Linked DNA regions of Homo sapiens: regions 2, 3 and 4 are each linked to region 1. A link is an interaction called in ENCODE POLR2A ChIA-PET data of the cell type or tissue named here. Cell type or tissue: GM12878. All regions are shown on one strand. Links, peaks and the distances in the headings refer to the core of each region. The heading gives the core; the rest is flanking DNA. Region 1 holds the start of RNF208 (ring finger protein 208). Region 2 has its middle 9.3 kb from the start of GRIN1. Region 3 overlaps GRIN1 (glutamate ionotropic receptor NMDA type subunit 1). Region 4 overlaps GRIN1 (glutamate ionotropic receptor NMDA type subunit 1).

The links. Peaks named below come from ENCODE experiments on the same cell type or tissue, not always from the same donor. Only the 100,000 strongest peaks of a DNase experiment are listed, where the experiment ranks them.
Region 2: POLR2A ChIA-PET joins it to region 1 with 27 read pairs; 24 of 35 experiments call an interaction of 5 or more read pairs at or near these places.
Region 3: POLR2A ChIA-PET joins it to region 1 with 19 read pairs; 19 of 35 experiments call an interaction of 5 or more read pairs at or near these places.
Region 4: POLR2A ChIA-PET joins it to region 1 with 33 read pairs; 19 of 35 experiments call an interaction of 5 or more read pairs at or near these places.

What each region holds. Positions count from the first base shown.
Region 1 is chr9:137,221,226-137,225,225 of GRCh38, forward strand. RNF208 (ring finger protein 208) reads right to left here and starts at 1,015. Exons shown (of 2, transcript NM_031297.7): 1 at 764-1,015; 2 at 1-513. CYSRT1 (cysteine rich tail 1) reads left to right here and starts at 3,949. Exons shown (of 2, transcript NM_199001.5): 1 at 3,949-4,000. RefSeq lists silencers at 568-617, 1,558-1,607, 1,918-2,267. In GM12878, for the core only: no CTCF peak of the experiment used is centred there; a DNase peak (open chromatin) is centred at 2,356; H3K4me3 peaks cover 2,865 bases; H3K27ac peaks cover 791 bases.
Region 2 is chr9:137,125,982-137,133,772 of GRCh38, forward strand. No RefSeq gene overlaps it. Among named protein-coding and RNA genes, the nearest start is that of GRIN1, 9.3 kb to the right of the region's middle. RefSeq lists an enhancer at 2,230-2,439 and silencers at 3,430-3,509, 3,870-4,379. In GM12878, for the core only: no CTCF peak of the experiment used is centred there; a DNase peak (open chromatin) is centred at 3,790; H3K4me3 peaks cover 3,061 bases; H3K27ac peaks cover 2,871 bases.
Region 3 is chr9:137,155,218-137,159,217 of GRCh38, forward strand. GRIN1 (glutamate ionotropic receptor NMDA type subunit 1) reads left to right here. Exons shown (of 20, transcript NM_007327.4): 5 at 1,452-1,573; 6 at 1,646-1,820; 7 at 3,162-3,306; 8 at 3,404-3,487. LOC105376328 (a long non-coding RNA gene) reads right to left here. Exons shown (of 3, transcript XR_007061878.1): 3 at 1-3,772. Among named protein-coding and RNA genes, the nearest start is that of MIR3621, 12 kb to the right of the region's middle. In GM12878, for the core only: no CTCF peak of the experiment used is centred there; no DNase peak of the experiment used is centred there; H3K4me3 peaks cover 821 bases.
Region 4 is chr9:137,149,596-137,153,595 of GRCh38, forward strand. All of the region lies in intron 4 of GRIN1 (glutamate ionotropic receptor NMDA type subunit 1), which reads left to right. Among named protein-coding and RNA genes, the nearest start is that of GRIN1, 12 kb to the left of the region's middle. RefSeq lists an enhancer at 1,836-2,155. In GM12878, for the core only: no CTCF peak of the experiment used is centred there; DNase peaks (open chromatin) are centred at 1,006, 1,214 and 1,846; H3K4me3 peaks cover 1,113 bases; H3K27ac peaks cover 1,788 bases.

The DNA.
Region 1 (4,000 bases), core at 1-4,000:
GTCAGACTGGATGTTCGGGTGGGTGGGGGCGTTGTGTGGGGCTGGGGGGCAGGTGACAGGGCAGCATCCTGGTCCCGCCAGGCCTGGGGGGGGCCCCGGACGGCCCGTGGACTCCTAGGGACAGCCGGCGAGAGTTGGGGGTGCAGGGCCCCCCCCAGTGGCCACAGTGGCTTCTCTGGTCCAGTCCTGGGAGGAGGAGGAAGGGGTGGGGGAGGGGGAGGCAGGCGGGGGCAGGGAGGGGTGGGAGGCTGCCCTGGGCTGGGGGTCTGGCCCAGGGTCTCACCCAGGGTCTCTGGCTGCTGAGGCTGGCGAGGGGGCGCGGGGGGGGCTCCCCCTGCAGCCGAGGTCAGCAGGCCGCGGGCCGGGACATCGGGGCAGGCAGGGGCTGGGTGGGCCCCATGGCTCCAGGACAGGGCGCCCAGGGAAGGCAGCTAGCCGAAGCGCTGGCTGCAGGAGGACCGGGGCGGCAGGCTCCGCGGCAGGAGCAGAGGCGAGGCCTGGGCCAGGCCTGAGCTGCAGGTGAGAGACGGCATGAGGGCAGTGCCCCGGCCACCCCCACCCTAGCCCTCGCCCTGCACAAAGGACCGGGCGCCCGACCTCTGACCCTGACCTCAGCCGTGGGATCCCGACCTCCGCGGGCCTCAGAACCCAACCCCCTCCCCGGTCCCCGCCTCCAAGGCCAGACGCACCTTCCCGAGGGCCGACCCCCGTCGCGTGGGGAGGGGCGCTGAGTCCGCCCCCGGCCCCCGCCCCCTGCGCTCACCTGCCCCAGCCTGGCGTCCCGGCCGCGCGCCGCCGCCGCAGAGGTTGTCTCAAAGGCAGGCCCGGACGCGGCGCCCGCGCCTCGGCCCGGCAGCTCGGGGGGCTCCGGCGGCTCCGGCGGCGGCCGCAGCGACCTCAGGCGATGGCGGGGCCCGGGCGGCACCGAGGGGCGCGGGCGCGGGCGTGGGGCGCGGGGCGCGGGTTTCGGCACGGCGGCGACGGCGGCAGGTGCGTGCGGAGCGTGGCGCGCTCTGCGGCGGAGGCGCGGGGACCGCAGTGCGCGCGGCGCCCGCCCGCGCCCGCAGCGCCACCCCCCGTCTGGGGACCCGCGCGGGGTCCGCGGGGCGGGGCCAGCCTCCCGGCCGCCCCTCGGTCCGCTCCCGGCGTCGCTCTCGCCCGCGGACTGCGTGGGGGGCAGGACCCCCGCGTCGCCCCCAGTTCTCTCCAGGCTGATCCTGGGTCCTGGTCAAGCCCCCGCCCCCCCAGATTCAGGAGGAGAATCCGGCTGTTCTCCTCCCTCACAGTAGGAGGCCTCAGGACTCTGGAGTGAGAGGGAGGGGACCTGCGCGGAGGATCCCAGGGGAGCTGGTTCCAGGGCCCACCGGTGCCTTCCCCCGTCCCCGGCCCCCCGCCCCATGGGAAGGCCCCGAGTCCTCCAGCTCCGCCTGTGCCCGGTGCCGTAGCTCAGATAGATCGCTGTGACTCTAAGGGGCAAGAGCGGGGCGGGCGGAGCGGATCAGAAGGCCGAGGCCGGTGGACGGACGGGTCCGGTGGGAGTGCGCGAAGGACAGGCTGGCAGCCCAGTGCGGGGTGGAGGCGGCCCTGAGGACCGCACCTGCCCGGACAGGGTGGCCCCTGGCACTCCAGCGCGCAGGCCCGGGCCTCTCCGCTTCCTCACCCGGGGCTTCCCTGCCCTCCTGGGTCCGCCTTCTGCCTGTGGAGCCCTCGGGCTTGCTGGTCACCGTGAGGCAGGGGACCAGGGCTTCGAGGGCCTCCGCTGCCACGCTGTGACCAGCTCTGGCCCCGCACCTGGCCCTGGACATCCTGGCCTCCTTCAGCTCCTCTCTCCGCTGGACTGGCCAGACCGCACCTGCTCTAGGCAGAGCCCCAGGGCCTGCAGAGTGCTGAGCCCAGAGGGGACGGTGCCGCTGGTGCGGGAGCTCGCGTGGGCAAAACAGGCTGGAGGAGCAGCCCTGCGCATAGGGTCTGGCTTGGCCCCTCTGTGGGGCCTCGGGCGAGTGTCACTCAGAAGAGCAATAGGGAGAGGTGTGCGGGTGACAGGGGCGCTGCTGGAGGGGTCCTTACGGGGCCCTGGCAAGATGGTGGGGCAACTGAGGCAGCCTGGGCCTGGGGAGGGCCGGGAGCCCAGCTCCGCCGCAGACTCTGCTCACCGACCCGGCGTGCGCCCGAGGAAGCACCAGGCCGCAGGCCCCGCCCCCTCAGCGAGACCCCACCCCGTAGGGGATGAGATCCCGCCCCCGCCACGAGGCCCCGCCCCCCAGGCCAGGCCTTTTCAGACCCGCCATTCAGAGCTGGAGAACCCCAAGCCGAGTATTGGTCACATCCGAACCGGGTCTTTCGGGAAACCCCGGAGCGCGTGGGCTTCTGGGCAATAATATTTCCACGGCCGGTTCCTGCCTTGTTTGCGCATGCGCCATAGGCGCCACTCAAGTGGCAGGCAGGGAGGTGGGCGGGACTTCCGGCGCCTGCGCAGTGGACTTCCGTCGCCGGCCTCTCAAGTTTTGGGTCCCCAGGAGCACCCAGTTCTCCCCAAATCGGGGCCGGGTTGCCTGAACTCATGTCCCGACCGGTCTGACTGGCCCTACACAGGCCACGTCTGACTGGAACCCGCCCTTCCTGGTGCTCCCCTGGGCCCCAAGGGCCCCACTGCCGTGGGTCGTCCCCGCGGCACTCGCCAGTGCCCGCTGCACCCCTGCCTGCGCCGGTGCAGATGGAGCCTGGGTTCGGCTGGAGGCGGGGGGCCCAAGGTGGGGACGCTGGGGGGGCGCGTGTGGCCCCCACGCCCGCCAGCCAGAGGGTAACTGCAGTTTGAGAAATGAGCTAAAAATGTCAGTAGTGTCTAAAGCCCGTGTCACTGATTGTAAGATAAGACCTGTGACAAAACGTGCAAATCAAACATTTTTTATCAGTGAAAAAAGCAGAAAAGCCACTGGGCACGCTGGCTCACGCCTGGAATCCAGCACTTTGGGAGGTGGAGGCAGGCGGATCACTTCAGTCCAGGAGTTTGAGATGAGCCTAGGCAACATAGTGAGACCTACATCTCTATAAAGAATTAGCCGGCGTGGTGGTGCACCTGTAGTCCTTCCAGCTACTCAAGAGGCTGAGGTGGGAGGATCACTAGAGCCCAGGAGGTTGAGGCCGCAGTGAGCCAGATCATGCCACTGCACCCCAGCCTGGATGGCAGAGTGAGACCCTGTCTCAAAAATCGGCCGGGCGCGGTGGCTCACGCCTGTAATCCCAGCATTTTGGGAGGCCAAGGCAGGCGGATCACCTGAGGTCAGGAGTTGGAGACCAGTCTGGCCAACATGGTGAAACCCTGTTTCTACTAAAAATACAAAAAATTAGCCAGGCGTGGTGGTGGTTGCCTGTAATCCCAGCTACTCGGGAGGCTGAAGCAGGAGAATCGCTTGAACCCGGGAGGCAGAGGTTGCAGTGAGCCGAGATCGCGCAGCTGCACTCCAGCCTGGGCAACAGAGCAAGACTCCATCTCAGAAAAGAAGCAGAAAGCCTCCAAGAGCCAATGGCTCTCAAGCATCTTGGTCTCTGCTAAGAAGAGGCTCAGAGGCTTAGAAGCCCTGCCTCGCCGGGGCTTTGAGGTGTGTGAGCAATGGCTGGGGACTGCAGGCCCGGGAATCTGAGGGCCTCACCCCACTTCCTTTCCAGAGCCGTGACCTCAGGCTCACCTCCTGCCCTCCTCTCAGGCAAGCTGCAGATGCCCTTTAGGGCCCAGGCCATGCCCCGGATGTGAGGGGCTGAGTCACTGGTTTGGCAGTGCCCCTCAGAGCCCAGGCCTGGGCTGCCACCCACCTGAGGACGAGGGCTGGGCCAGCTGTCGTGCTCCAGTTGCTGGGGCCTCTTGGGATCTTGGGAACCCCATCTCTGAGCCCCGCCCCATGGCCCCGCCCCTCCCAAGGAGGGAAAAGGCGGCTGCCAGTCGCTCAACTCAGGCACTGGGACCTAGAGCTCAGAAGACCGAGAGGACAGACTGCCGTGTTGC
Region 2 (7,791 bases), core at 1,778-5,777, 93 kb before region 1:
GGGCAACAAAGAAAGCAAAAAAAAAAAAAAAAAAAAAAAAATATATATATATATATATATTAAAACTTCTTTTAATATATTTTAATATGTGGCCTAACACATGGTCTGTCCTGGAGGATGTTCCGTGTGCTTAAAAACTGTGTGTTCTGCTGTTGTTGGGTGAGTGTTCTGTGTCCGTCCTTTCTAGTTGATTTTAGCACTGTCCAGACCCTCTATTTCCTTGTTGATCTGCCACCTAGATACGTTTTCCATTACTGAAATAGGTTGAGTGACATCTACAACTATTATTGTAGAACTTACTTCTGTCTTCAAATCTGCCAATGTTTGCTTCATATATTTTGGGGAGCTGTTCTTGGTACATACATCTTTATTTATTTTTTTTTTTTTGAGACGGAGTCTCGCTCTGTTGCCCAGGCTGGAGGGCAGTGACGCGATCTCGGCTCACTGCAAGCTCTGCCTCCCGGGCTCATGCCATTCTCCTGCCTCAGCCTCCCGAGTAGCTGGGACTACAGGTGCCTGCCACGACGCCCGGCTAATTTTTTTGTATTTTTTAGTAGAGACGGGGTTTCACCGTGTTAGCCAGGATGGTCTCGATCTCCTGACCTTGTGATCCACCCACCTGGGCCTCCCAAAGTGCTGGGATTACAGGCGTGAGCCACTGCGCCCGGCCATACATCTTTATAATTGCTATAATGTGTTCATGAATTGACCCTTTTATTACTATATAATGTCCTTATATCATGTAATAATTTTTTTTTATTTTGAAACGGGGTCTTTTTCTGTTGCCCAGCCTGGAGTGCAGTGGTGCAATCATAGTTCATGACTGCCTCAAACTCCTCGACTCCCACAATCCTCCTGCCTCAGCTGCCTGAGTAGCTAGGACTATAGGTCCTAATTTATTTTATTTTTTGTAGAGACGGGATGTCACTATTTTGACCAGGCTGCTTTTGAACTTCCTGTCTCACTTGATCCTCCCACCTCAGCTTCCTCAAGTTCTGAGATTACAGGCATGAGCCACTGTGCCCAGTCCATCCTTTTACTTTCAATCTATTTAAATCTACTTCTCAACAGCATCTGGAATTTGGCCATTCTCCTTCCTGAACCGTATCTTCAATGATGAGATGTTTTCCTGGTTCTCTGGCTGCCCTTGCCCTCCTCCCTGACCCCAATCTTCTCAGTCTGGTGGCACTCAGGACTAGGCCTGGCCCCTTCTTCCAACCTTTCCGGACGACAAAAACCATCTATACCTAGGGACTCCTAAAACCTGTCTCCCCTGGCAGACTCTGATCCCGGCACCACCTGCCCACCAAGGTCTCCATGGCGCCTCCCAGGCATCTCACAGTGGGCAGATCCAAAACGGAGCTCCTCAGTGTCCCCAAGCCAGAGCCTGCACAGCCTTTGCTGGCCCCTCCACCCAGGGACCCGCCCTCCTTTTCCCAAGGCCCACTCCTGCGGAGCCCTCCTCCCCCACTCAGCTTTTCCCACAGCCAGGCAGCTCTCCTGGCCTCCTGCCCTCCAGTGTCTCCACCCAGCCAGAGCAGTTTCACAGTAAACATCTCAGACCTCCAGTCCACGCCAAAATCTTCCCGCACATCAACTGAACCCTCCATGCTACCTCTGTAGCAGGACGAGCCGCAGACAAAACCCCTGACAACGGGTTAAAGACGGAAGTGGCGAGACTCCGTCTCAAAAAAAAAAAAAAAAAAGGAAGTGGCTTCATTCCGCGGGAACTTCGGCAGACTTGCGTCTTTAAGTACCGAGCTCCCTGAAAAAGAAATTCCCGGCCCTTTTAAGGGCTTACAACTCTAAGGGGTCCACATGGAAGGGTCCTGGTAGATTGAGTAAGCGCGGGAAATGTGACTAGGGGCTATGCATCAGCTCACAGAACAGAAAGTTTTACAATGCTTCTGCATACAACGTCTGGAATTTACAGATAACACAAGTAGTTCAGGTCAGGAGCTGATATTATTATTATAATTATTAACCACCAGGGCTGGGTGGTGGCGCCAAGGTCGTCTGGCTATTTATCTTACTTCTGTTTCTTTCCAACTGTTTGCTTTCTCCCTTTCCTCCTGCCTTATAAACTAGGCAAGGTGGGGAGAGGAGGCCAGCAGGAAAAGTGGTGGTCTGCTTCCTTACCTCCAGGACCTGTAGGACCACGGATGGACTGAGACAACCCCCACTCCGTCTCCCAGCCCTGGGAATTTCACCGTCTCAAATATGCCAAGGTCCTCCTTGCCTCAGGCAGTTTCGCTCAGGCTCAAGTCAGCCCCCTCCCCACCCTGCCCGGTGCCAGCAGCTTCTCAGCCCTCAGATCTTGCCTTCAGTGCCGCAGCCTCCGCTGAGCCCTCAGAACCAGCCACGGTTCTTCCCCAGGGCCCTGCTCTTTTCCACACAGGACGTACACATGTGCCACCTGCCTCTGCCTGTCTGTGGCTGGCTTCTCACCAGCCTCTCCTACAAATCTGTTTTATTCATCTCTGCAGTCAGAACTAAAACGGCAACTGGCCACGGTAGGCGTTCAAGGAGAATGAAACAAAGAATATGCCTGTTTCTTCCCAGCCAAGAATAGGTTGTGCTCCCAGAGACAGACACAAAAGGGACTCAGAAAGGCATGCTCTGAGTTGAGAGTCTCAACTGAATCTCAGTGACTCTCCGACTGAGAGTCTATAACGCCCTTAAGCCAAAGACCACTGCAAACACGCCTGTAGTTAAACAAGTTGGGTCTTTTACTCTACGTACAAACACACCAGGTTGAGACGTTGAGGTGTCTCAGCAACAGGGTGTTCGGAGGAAACTATTACAGGATTTCACCTGTAGTTGGGTGATTTGGGGGATGATCTAAGGAAGGAGGATTTGGTTCTAGATTAGACGCACGCTGGAGCCCAGGAGGTCGAGGCCGCAGTGGGCCATGATCGCCACTGCGCTCCAGCCTGGGCGACTAAGCGAGACCTTGCCACAAAAACATAAAAAAAGATTAGACGCTGTGGGAAGGAAGAGGGTAATTCTCAGCTTATGATCGCTGCATGTGACAGGGTGAGCTGTGCGTTCCCTGCTTAGAATCAAGAAGAGGTCTTAGTTCATCTCACTTTGTCGTGGTGTCTGCGTGGCGCTTCATGCCTCACAGAACATGGGCTGGCTACGAGGGTCAAACCAGGCCACAGCAACGCGTCAGGGGCCGCTTGCTTTCTTAGGAGCAACAGGTCCAGAGGCTTCCGCTCCAAGAGGGACTGGGGCCTGGGCCAGGACCTTGCCGAAAAGCAAACGAAGCCCAGACAACCTGCTGGGGCTCCAACCCTTCCTCCCACCACCACCGCCCCGCAGAATTTGGGTCGCTGAGACCGCTGCAGGCGTGCCGACCACGGCTGCCCCGGCCCGGAAAGCAGATTTGCCCCTTTTTGCGGGGTAAGGGTGGAGAGGGCGGCGTCGGGGGGAGTCGAGTCTGCCCGCCCAGGCCCCGCTCGGAGCCGCAGGCTGGGAGGGCGGCGGGCGCAGCGACCCCGGGCCTCGGTCCGCCCGGCGCGGTCCTCACCCTGCAGCACAAGAGCCGCCGGCAGTTCTTGCTGTTGCCGTAGCTCTCGCCAAAGCTCTGCGTCACCGAAATGAAGTCCTGATGAAGCAGCGGCGGCGGATGCGTGGAAGGGGGCCTCGAGGAACCACCGGCGGCATCAGGAGACCCGGTCCTGTAAAAGACTGAGAGCTCCGCCTCTCCGATACTCGCGGGCAGCCATTGCGGCGCACAGAACCGTCCGCGTGTGAGCAGCGCGCACGCGCACGCAATGCGCCTCAACCCCGCAGCCTATGCGCCTGCACTGAGAGCTCACGGCTTGCGGCGCCTGCGTCTACCCCGCGCGCAGTCGCCACGGCAACAGGGCGGGCCTTGGTTCTGCTTCGGGCGTGGTCGGTGCATGGTCCTCCAGCACTGTTCGCCCCGCGGGTCTGGTCCTGGGTTCCTTTCGCCTCCTGTCGTCGGACGGCACCGGCTTTGCCCACGGCCTCGCGGGGAGACGCAGACACCCGGGACCCGGGGAGGCGCCCGGGCGCCGCCGCCATGTTGTCAGGGAGCGCCCGCTCCCAGCTCTTCGGTTCCGGGACCCGCGGCGCGGGGATGGGGCTGGGCCGCCCTTGGTAGCCGTCCTGGGCTGGGGGCCACCCTGGCCGCGTGGTCACCGGCAAGAAGCCCAGGGCCTCACCCGGGCGCGGCGTCGCGGGGGCCGAGGGAAGGACCGGACCCTCCCGAGGTCGCGGACCCGGCCGGCTGGGGCGAGGCTGGGGTGGCCCCTACCCCGAGCTAAGCTGGCCGCGCCGCATCTCACCGTCGCCGGGGCCCGAGCGCTGCGCCTGGACCGGCGCCGAGCGAGGGGGCCAAGCGGCCGGCTGGACCCACAGTCCCCGCGCCATAGGCGGGTCGGGGCTTTCAGACTCGGCTCCAGCCCTCAAACCTGGTAGCCTTGGAGGTCAGCTTGAGATGACTGCGCTTCCTGCGCGCGTTGTCCTCCCCAGAAACGCTCAAAATGGCAAAGCGGCGTCCGTGGCCGCCGGAGGCCTGTGTTCTCCCCTGCCGAACCTCACGCGCGGCCCCTCCCTCATTTTCTTCTGGCCAGGCTGCCCCCTGCCCCTTGGGCGATTCTGCTGCGTCCCACGGTCCTGGCTGTGGCATTTCTGGGTGTTTGGAGGGCTCCCCCGGCAACGACGTCTAATGTCTATAATCCCGGCCCTTTGGGAGGTCGAGGGGGGGCGGGGGATCACTTGAGGTCAGGGGTTCAAGACCAGCCTGGCCAATATAGTGAAACTCCGTCTCTACTAAAAATACAAAAAATAGCTGGGTGTGGTGGCGGTTGCCTGTAGTCCCAGCTACTCGGGAGGCTGAGGCAGGAGAATCGCTTGAACCCGGGAGGCAGAGGTTGCAGTGAGCCGAGATCGCCTCGTTGCACTCCAGCCTGGGCAACAGAGCGAGCCTCCGTCTCATAAGATTAAAAATAAATAAGAAATCACAAAAAATTAGTACGTATTTTGAGCTGAATAAAAATGGAAATATGCACATGAAAATGTATAGGATGCAGCTAATACAGTGCTTAGAGAAAGTTATAACTGCAAACTCTTAACGTTAGAAGAGGTGAGGCCGAGAACAGTGGCTCACCCCTGCGATCCCAATGCTTTGGGAGGAGACTGAGGCCGACCCCGGAGGATTGCATGAGCCCAAGAGTTTGAAATTAGCCTGAGCAACACGGTGAAGCTCCATCGCTACAAAAAAATATGAATTAAAAGGCCGGGCGCGGTGGCTCATGCCAGTAATCTCAGCACTTTGGGAGGCCAAGGCGGGCAGATCACGAGGTCAAGAGTTTGAGACCAGCCTGGCCAATACAGTGAAACCCCGTCTCTACTAAAAATACAAAAAAAAAAAAAAAAAATCTAGCTGGGTGTGGTGGCGGGCACCCCAGCTACTTGGGAGGCTGAGGCAGGAGAATTGCTTGAACCTGGAGGGCAGAGGTTCCAGTGAGCCAAGATCGTGCCACTGCACTCCAGCCTGGGTGATAGAGCGAGACTCCATCTCAAAAAAAAAAAAAAAAATAGGTGTGTTGATGCACACCTCTAGTCCCAGGTACTTGACAGGCTTAGAAAGTGGATCCCTTGAGCATGGGAGGTGGAGACTGCAGTGAGCTAGGATTGCACCACTACACTCCAATCTTGGCAACAGAGTGAGACCGTGTCCCCCCCGCCCCCCCCCCCCACACACACACACAAAATCCAAGCTATTCGGAAGACTAAGGCGCGAGAATTGCTTGAGCCTGGGAGGCAGAGGTTACCGTGAGCCGAGAATACACCATTGCACTCCAGCCTGGGCGACAGAGTGAGACTGTCTCAAAAAAAAAAAAAAGAAAGAAAAAAGGAAGTCAGTGAACTAGAACGCGGAAAAACAACAGAACATCTATGAAATAGAAAGTTTTTATTTATTCACTTATTTTTTTTCGAGACAGAGTCTTCTCTGTCGCTCAGGCTGTAGGTGCAGTGGTGCTATCTTGGCTCACTGCAACCTCTGCCTCCTGGATTCAGCGATTCTCCTGCCTCAGCCTCCGGAGTAGCTGGGATTACAGGCGCCTGCCACCACACCCAGCTAATTTTTGTAGAGACAGGGTTTCACCAATGTTAGCCAGGCTGGTCTCTAACTCCTGACCTCATGACCCACCTGCCTCGGCCTCCCAAAGTGCTGGAATTTCAGGCGTGAGCCACCGCACCCGGCCTGAAATAGAAAGTTCTGGCCGGGCGCTGTGGCTCACGCCTGTAATCCCAGCACTTTGGGAGGCCAAGACGGGCGGATCACGAGGTCAGGAGATCGAGACCATCTTGGCTAACACGGTGAAACCCCGTTTCTACTAAAAATACAAAAAATTAGCCGGGCGTGTTGGCGGGCGCCTGTAGTCCCAGCTACTCGGGAGGCTGAGGCAGGAGAATGGCGTGAACCCAGGAGGCGGAGCTTGCAGTGAGCTGAGATCGCGGCCACTGCACTCCAGCCTGGGGGACACAGCGAGACTCCGTCTCAAAAAAAAAAAAAAAAAAAAAGAAAGAAAGTTCTTAAAAAGTTGTTTCTTAGAAAAGATCAACAAATTTGATAAATGTTTAGCTAAACTGGCCAAGAAAAAACTAAAATTAGGAATAAAAGAGGGGCTATCACTACTGCCCTTCCAGATACAAAACGATTGTTAGAGAATACTACGAACAACTTTATGTCAATAAATCAAGCAGCTTAGATGAAATGGACAAATTTCTTAAAGCATATAAATTGCTGGCCGGGCACGGTGGCTCACGTCTATAATCCCAGCACTTTGGGAGTCCGAGATGGGCCTCAGGATTACCTGAGGTCAGGAGTTCGACACCAGCCTGGCCAATATGACGAAATCCCATCTCTACAAAAAAATACAAAAAAATTAGCCGGGCGTGGCGGCGGGCACCTGTAATCCCAGCTACTCGGGAGGCTGAGGCAGGAGAATTGCATGAACGGTGGAGGTTGCAGTGAGCTGAGATCGGGCCACTGCACTCCAGCCCTGGGAGATAAGAGCAAAACTCTGTCTCAAAATAAATAAATAAATAAATAAATAAATAAATAAATAGCCAAAACCAACTCCCAAAGAATAAAAAATCTGAATATAGCTATAAAGAAATTGAGTTAGTAATTTTAAATCTTTCTACAAGAAAAAGAAAAATGCTCAGGCCTAATCAATTTCACTAGTAAATTCTACCAAAAATTTCGGATAGAATTAATTCCAATTCCGACCCATTCTATAAGGTCCATATTCACCTAATACCAAAGCCAGAGAAAGATATCACAAAAATACTACACACCAATATCCTCCTTTAATATCAATGTAAAAATTCACTACAAATTATTAGCAAACAGAATCCGGAAAGATAAAAAGGATTATACATCGTAACCAAGTGGGATTTATTTCAGGAACATTTTGAGGATTTTTGTTGTTGGGTTTTTTGTTTTGCTTTGTTTTGTTTTTGAGACGGAGTCTCGCTCTGTCGCCCAGGCTGGAGTGCAGTGGCGCGATCTCGGCTCACTGAAACCTCTGCCCCACCCTGGATTCAAGTGATTCTTGAGCCTCAGCCTCCTGAGTAGCTACCACACCTGTCTAATTTTTGTATTTTTAGTAGAGATGGGATTTTGCCATGTTGGCCAGGCTGGTCTCGAACTCCTGACCTCAGGTGATCCGCCTGCCTCGGCCTCCCACGTGTTGGGATTACAGGCGTGAGCCACTGCACCTGGCCAGGAATGTAAGGTTTTAATAT
Region 3 (4,000 bases), core at 1-4,000, 66 kb before region 1:
TCAAGAAGACGGGCTTGTCTGTCAGGCCCTGGTGGGCACTTTGATAGCGGGCATGCTGTGCCATGACACGTGTGGTGTTGGGTCTTGCTGGACAAGCTGTGCTGTGTTCAGTGTGCGGAGCCTCTGCTAGATGCTCTCATTTGGGGCACTGGGCCAGTGCTACTGGGAGCACTTCTGTTTTGTGTCACTGACATCCAATAGCATCGTTATGTAGAGCAAACACCGAAGGGCTGCATTTCTTTGTGGGCTTATTCTCGAGAAAACTGGGGGCAGATCCCTCCTCAAGGAGGGGAGGGCCACCTTGGTTTCCAGTCAAGTATTGTGAAAATTATCCAACACTCAGGCAATCCACCCAACCCTGCTGCCCATGTCTGGAGAAGCAAAGTGTCAGGGGTAGTCCAGGCCCACCTGGAGACAGGTCAGGCCCTGCAGAGAAAGGTCTGACAGACGGGGGTGAGGGAAGACCCCCCAAAGGCCTCCAGAGTCCCACCAGGTCTCCAGGTCCTTGTCATAACCAGAGAGGCCCCAGCCCCAGAGGACCAGGTCCCCTGCTCCACTGTCCACAGGGGCCCACCTGCAAGCACACTGGCAGAGCTCAAGACCACACATGCCTGCAAGGTGAGGCCTGTCTGGGCTCTGTCCTCCTGCAGGCCCCAGGCCTGGGTGGCTGGGCGAAGGCAGCTGCTTATGCAGACTCCAGGGGGAAAGCCGCCTCTCATCTCTGGCCGTCCCCAGGACGCTGGATCCACCAATATCTCACCAACCTGGAGAGCCACTCAACCCCTCATTTCACATGTTTGAACATAGAGGACCAGAGGGGTGTGGCCTGTCTAGGAGGTCTTAGGAGCTCGGGTCCTGACTCTGCCACTTACCAACTCTTGTGTGTCCCATGTGCCTCCGCTTCCCCTCGGGACACAGAGATATTGTGAAAGTTAAACAACATAATCCCCGTAAAACACTTCGAGCAGTGCCTGGTATCTGGCCAGCAAGTGATCAATGGTGATCCATTACCATCCTGGGACCCCATCAGAGCCTTCTGAGGTGGAGGGAAGGGCGTGCTGGGGAGCACAGGTGCAGGTCACAAGAAGGAAGTCAGTCCCATAAGCCAGGTATCTAACCCCATCCCTGCTCCCCCAAGGTAAGGGCCAGCATCTAACCCCACCCCTGCTCCCCCAAGGTAAGGGCCAGCATCTAACCCCATCCCTGCTCCCCCAAGGTAAGGGGGCCAGCATCTAACCCCATCCCTGCTCCCCCAAGGTAAGAGCCAGCAACGGAGGCCTGGGAGGCTCCTGGGTTCTGGGCCGCAGCGCCTCTGCGAGGTCTGCAGGCTTCGCTCTAGGAGGGGATGGGGGCTGGGCAGGTCCCTGCTCCAGAGGAGGAGGACCTGGGCCTGCGGAGCGCCGCGGTGGGAGTGCTGGAGTCCTGGCCCGTCATCCCCGTCTGCCCCACAGCGAGGACGATGCTGCCACTGTATACCGCGCAGCCGCGATGCTGAACATGACGGGCTCCGGGTACGTGTGGCTGGTCGGCGAGCGCGAGATCTCGGGGAACGCCCTGCGCTACGCCCCAGACGGTGAGTGCTGGGCCTTGGCGGGGTCCCCGAACGGGGAGGACCCCACGGGCTCTGAGTCGCATGCTCGCCTAGGCATCCTCGGGCTGCAGCTCATCAACGGCAAGAACGAGTCGGCCCACATCAGCGACGCCGTGGGCGTGGTGGCCCAGGCCGTGCACGAGCTCCTCGAGAAGGAGAACATCACCGACCCGCCGCGGGGCTGCGTGGGCAACACCAACATCTGGAAGACCGGGCCGCTCTTCAAGAGGTGGGCGGGGCCTCCCCGGAGCTGGGCGGGGCTGCTCTTGGGGAGGTGGGCGGGGTCACTCCAGAGATGGGCGGGGCCGCTCTTGGGGAGGTGGGCGGGGCCACTCTCCAGAGCTGGGCGGAGCAGCTCTCAGGACTAGGCGGGGCCGCTCTTAGGGAGCTGGGGGAGCGCTCCTCAAGAGATGGGTGGGGGCACTCTCGGGGAGGTGGGCGGGGTCGCTTCCAGGAGGTGGGCGGCGTCGCTCTCAGGGGTACTGCAGTGGAGCCTGCTGCCAACATCCTCTGGACACTGTTACTTCTCTCCTCTCCCCCCACACCCCCAGCACCACCACATCTAATGGCACAATCATCTGCCCTCTTCTCAACACTGACACCAGTACCTGGGCCGTCACTGGAGTGGGGACTGGCTCCACTGCCTCCGCCCCTACTTTCCACACTGCAGCCCACCCTGAAACAGCACCCCTCTCCCTGTGTGGCTGGCAGCCTTTGGGAGGAGGCTCTTGATGCAGATGGGGACTGAAAGCTTCCAGGGACCCAGGAGGCCAGACAAGCAGCCCAAGAACAGCACACGAGCCTTAGACAGCCAGGGTTGGCCAAGGCCCAGAGACCCAAGTGAACATCTGCAGTGTGGCAGGAGTTAGCTCACAGCACGCCTGGACACCATGCCATGCCAGCTCACCCCCAGATCCCCAACCACTGAGTAGCACGTGCAGAGCCACCATCCACAACGCCCACATAAGTGCAGATGTAGGCAGCACGTGTGCACACACACGACACACATACACAGAACCATGTGTGCACACAGACTCAGGCACATGACACACATGTGACACAAGCACATGCATGGGGTGCACCCCACATAGGGATCACGTGTGCACACAGGTTCACTGATGTGGCCCGATGGGTACAATGCACACGTGCACACACAGCCGGACAGGACAGCCTGGTGGTTAGAGCTGGCTCAACCTCGCCTTCACTTGCTGGCAAGAGGGCAGGCATCCTTCTGAGCTTCTGCCTCCGTCTCTGTAAGGCAGGATGGTTCTGAGGACAACGTCCTAACCCACAGAAAGCCGGGTCTGGCACCCATAAACCACTCAGCTGTCATGAACCACACCGTCCATCTGGTGCAGGCAGATACCACGGTGTCCAGGGTCTGGCGTCTGCTGATCTTTCCGTTCTTGGGACTGGGACAAGGGAAAAGCCCAAGCTGCTCAGCCGGCAGGAGAAGGAGCAGGGAGAAGGAGCAGGGGGAAGGAGCAGGGAGAAGCAGCAGGGGGAAGGAGCAGGGAGGAGCAGGAGAAGGAGCATCTCTGAGAAGCCTCAGCTATGCTTCCTTCCCTAGAGTGCTGATGTCTTCCAAGTATGCGGATGGGGTGACTGGTCGCGTGGAGTTCAATGAGGATGGGGACCGGAAGTTCGCCAACTACAGCATCATGAACCTGCAGAACCGCAAGCTGGTGCAAGTGGGCATCTACAATGGCACCCACGTAGGTGGGGGTCATGAGGGGGTGGGGGCTGGGGCCTTAGGGTCCTGGGGCCAAGACCCCTGCGTGGCCACCCTCCATCTCATACTCCCACCCCCAGGTCATCCCTAATGACAGGAAGATCATCTGGCCAGGCGGAGAGACAGAGAAGCCTCGAGGGTACCAGATGTCCACCAGACTGAAGGTGGGGGCCCCACAGACCTCCCTCAGTGTCCCCACCCCAGACAGCCCATCCACCCCCTCTGGCCTGAAGGAGGAGGGTGCGGTGAGGTCAATGAAAGCCACTAAAGGAAGTGGGGGTGGGGCCTGCTTCCCCTGGACACCGTCCAGCACACCTGGCACAGCACAGGAAGCAGAGAGAACAGGAGGGAGGAGAGGAAGCTGCCCCCATCCCACAGGGGGTCTCCAGTGCCCCTCTTGACCCAGCCCTACTTAAGTCTGGGGCAGTTAGTTGTCTGACAGGACCCTGCTGGGGAAGAGCAGATGGGGGACAGCAGGCAGACCTCAGCTTCAGCACTCGCTGTCCCCAGTCCTGGTCCTCCACACCCCTCATCCCTCCTCCAGCCTGCATTGCTCTTGATGGGACCGGGTCAAACTGTCCTCTTCCACCGTGTGGGACAGCCCTTCCTGACTCCCCTGGGCCTCTGAGAGCCTCTGCCCTCGCCGGCTTCCTCCTCCAGAACATCTTTCCCTTGGC
Region 4 (4,000 bases), core at 1-4,000, 72 kb before region 1:
GGAAATCAAGCTGCTCTGGACAGGTCCGGTGCCACAGAGCAACCTTGGGGTGGAGCCCACTGTAAAAAGCTCCCTATTTGCAAATGGCTAGGTTCTCCCGGGAAGGAAAAGCCTGGGTGACTGGGAATAGGAAAAGCAAGAGTGGGGAAGGGCAGGGTGAGGAGCCTTGCCCCATGGGACAGCCAAAACCCCACTGTCCCTGACCTAAAAGCTCTGCTAGGCTCCAACAGAGCGGAGCAAAACAGCAGTGAAACACCCGGAGGAACACAGCCCAGCCCTCCAGCCCTGCATATGGGAAAGAGCCGGCGACACTCTCAGTCCCAGGGCAGACCACCATTTCCACGGTCCATCAAATGACCCTCTAGCACGGAGACAGATGCAGCCCCCTCACCAGGGCAGAACGCAGGGTGGGGCCAGCCAGGGCTCCTCGGACTAGAAGGCAGGAATCTCCCCAGCCCAAGGTAGGGTTGTTGCTTAGAGCTGCCCACGGGGCCTTACATGCTCCTCCTGCAGCTGCTATAAAAAGGCACTAATCGTCCCCCATTACGCCCCCTGCACTCGGCTTTAAGCTCACAGGTCACTTGTCCACTCCACTCATCCAACTGCAAGCCCCAGGGAGGGTTGGCCTGGGCTCCAGGAAAAAAGATTTTTAAAGACGTGACCAGGCAAAGTCCCAAGGGTATGCACAGGTCCCAAAGAAGGAATGCCCCGCCCAGGGAAAGACCCGCCCAGAAAAAAAGACCCGCCAAGGGAAAGCTCCGCCCAGAAAAAGACCTGCCCAGGGAAAGCCCCGCCCAGAAAAAAGGTCCTCCCAGGGAAAGCCCCACCCAGGGAAAGCTCCACCCAGATAAAAGCCCGCCCAGGGAAAGCCCCGCCCAGAAAAAAAGATCCGCCAAGAGAAGTCTCCGCCCAGATAAAAGCCCCGCCCAGAAAAAGACCCGCCAAAGGAAAGCCCAGCCCAGAAAAAAGACCTGCCCAGGGAAAGCCCCACCCAGGGAAAGCTCCGCCCAGATAAAAGCCCGCCCAGGGAAAGCCCCGCCCAGAAAAAAGACCAGCCCAAGGAAAGCTCCGCCCAGGGAAAGCCCCGCCCAGAAAAAAAGACCTGCCCAGGGAAAGCTCTGCCCAGATAAAAGCCCGCCCAGGGAAAGCCCCGCCCAGAAAAAAGACCAGCCCAAGGAAAGCCCTGCCCAGAAAAAAGACCGCCCAGGGAAAGCCCCGCCCAGAAAAGACCCGCCCAGGAAAAGCTCTGGCCAGATAAAAGCTCAGCCCAGGGAAAGCCCCGCCCATAAAAAAGCCCCGCCCAGATAAAAGCCCTGCCCAGCGAAAGCCTCGCCCAGGGAAAGCCCCACCCAGAAAAAGACCCGCCCAGGGAAAGCCCAGCCCAGAGAAAAGACCCGCCCAGGGAAAACTCTGCCCAGATAAAAGACCCGCCCAGGGAAAGCCCCGCCCAGAAAAAGTCCCGCCCAGGGAAAGCCCCGCCCAGAAAAAAAACCCGCCCAGGGAAAGCCCCGCCCAGAAAAAAGTCGCGCCCGGGGAAAGCCCTGCCCAGAAAAAGTCCCGCCCAGGGAAAGCCCCGCCCAGGGAAAGACCCGCCCAGAAAAAAGTCCCGCCCAGAAAAAAGTCGCGCCTGGTGAAAGCCCTGCCCAGAAAAAAGACCAGCCCAGGGAAAGCCCCTCCCAGAAAAAAAGACCCGCCCAGGAAAAAGCTCTGGCCAGATAAAAGCTCCGCCCAGGGAAAGCTCCGCCCAGGGAAAGCCCCGCCCAGAAAAAAAGCCCCACCCAGGGAAAGCCCAGCCCAGAAAAAGACCCGCCCAGGGAAAACTCCACCCAGAAAAAAGACCAGCCCAGAGAAAGCCCAACCCAGAAGAAAGCCCCACCCAGGGAAAGCCCCGCCCAGGGAAAGCTTCACCCAGAGAAATTCCCACTTAGAGAAATTCCCACTCAGAGAAAGCCCCACCCAGAAACGTGCCACCCAGGGAAAGCCCCACCCAGTGAAAGCCCCTACCAGAAAAAGCCCCGCCCAGAAAAAGCCCCTCTTAGAGAAAGCCCCGCCAGACTCTCAGAAGTTAATTTCCTTTTTCGTTGTTTTGAGAGGGAGTCTTGCTTTGTCACCCAGGCTGGAGTGCAGTAGTACAATCTCAGCTCACTGCAACCTCTGCCTCCTGGGTTCAAGCGATTCTCCTGCCTCAGCCTCCCGAGTAGCTGGGACTACAGGCACAAGCCACCACACCCGGCTAATTTTTGTATTTTTAGTAGAGACGGGGTTTCACCATGTTGGCCAGACTGGTCTCGAACTTGTGGCCTCTTTTTTTTTTTTTTTTTTTTTCTTTGAGATGGAGTCTCACTCTGTCACCCAGGCTGGAGTGCAGTGGCTCGATCTCGGCTCATTGCAAGCTCCACCTCCCGGGCTCACGCCATTCTCCTGCCTCAGCCTCCCAAGTAGCTGGGACTACAGGCCCCTGCCACCACGCCCTGCTACTTTTTTGTATTTTTAGTAGAGACGGGGTTTCACCATGTCAGCCAGGATGGCCTCAATCTTCTGGCCTCATGATCTGCCCGCCTCGGCCTCCCAAAGTGCTGGGATTACAGGAGTGAGCCACCGTGCCCAGCCACTTGTGGCCTCTTCTGTTATTTTCTGAATTGTTTACACTTCCCTTACTCATCACAGAGCTTGAGAGAAATTCTGTAGCTGTGATGGGATAAAAGGATGGATGGGCAGGTGAACAAATGGACAGACAGCTGGCTGGGAAGTGGAATTTCTTCATCCAAGATGGGTCAACTCAAGGAATCGATTGCCCTAAAACATACCTGTTCCACTGTTGGCCACTTTTGCAATAGACAAGTTCACATCAAGCTAGACCTGCCTGATCCCTACATTCTAACTGGAGTGACCAACAGGACACGGGAGAGAAAACCACATACAAAACCAATCCACAGAACCCCGCCATGCCCAGGTCCCCACAGAGAGGGGAGGGGGCGTTTTCTCCACTTTTTTTTCTCGGCCTGTGAGCCCCTGAGCCGTGCACTGCGGTCCCACAGGTTGACCCCGCGTTGCCAGCCTCAGGGCCAAGGTCACGTTTCCAGACATGGCCCTAAGAAAAAGGCCAGCCCAGGGGAAGGGACATGGTCAGGGCACACAGGAACCACGTGCATACCACACATCCATGCCCATGAGCACACACCACACACCACATGTGTATGCACATACCATACACACGTGCACAAATGCATGTATACACACTATAGTCACACCATGCATACATCTCTACCCACACATGCAGAATCATGTACAGGTCATACACAACACACACGCATGTATGCACATGCCATATACACACCACATGTACCATGCATACACCATACACACATGTGCGCAAATGCATGTACACACACCATCACACCACTCATACATCTCTACTCACACATGCAGAATCATGTACAGGTCATACACAACACATACACGTGCACACATGCCATATACACACCACGTGTACACACATGCACCATGCATACACCACACACACACGTGCACAAATGTATGTACACACACCATAGTCACACCACTCATAGATCTCTACCCACACATGCACCATCATGTACAGGTCACACACAACACATACACATGTGCACACATGCCACATACCACGTGTACACACATGCACCATGCATACACCATACACATGTGCACAAATGTATGTACACACACCATAGTCACACCATGCATCATCTCTACCCACACATGCAGAATTGTGTATAGGTCATACACAACACATACGCATGTATGCACATGCCACATACACACCACATGCTCCATGCATACACACACAAATGTATGTACGCACCATAGTCACACTACACATACATCTCTACCCACACATGCACCATCATGTACAGGTCATACACAACACATACACATGTGCACACATGCCATATACCACATGTGTACACACATGCACCATGCATACACCATACACACGTGCATCTACACATACAGATACAGG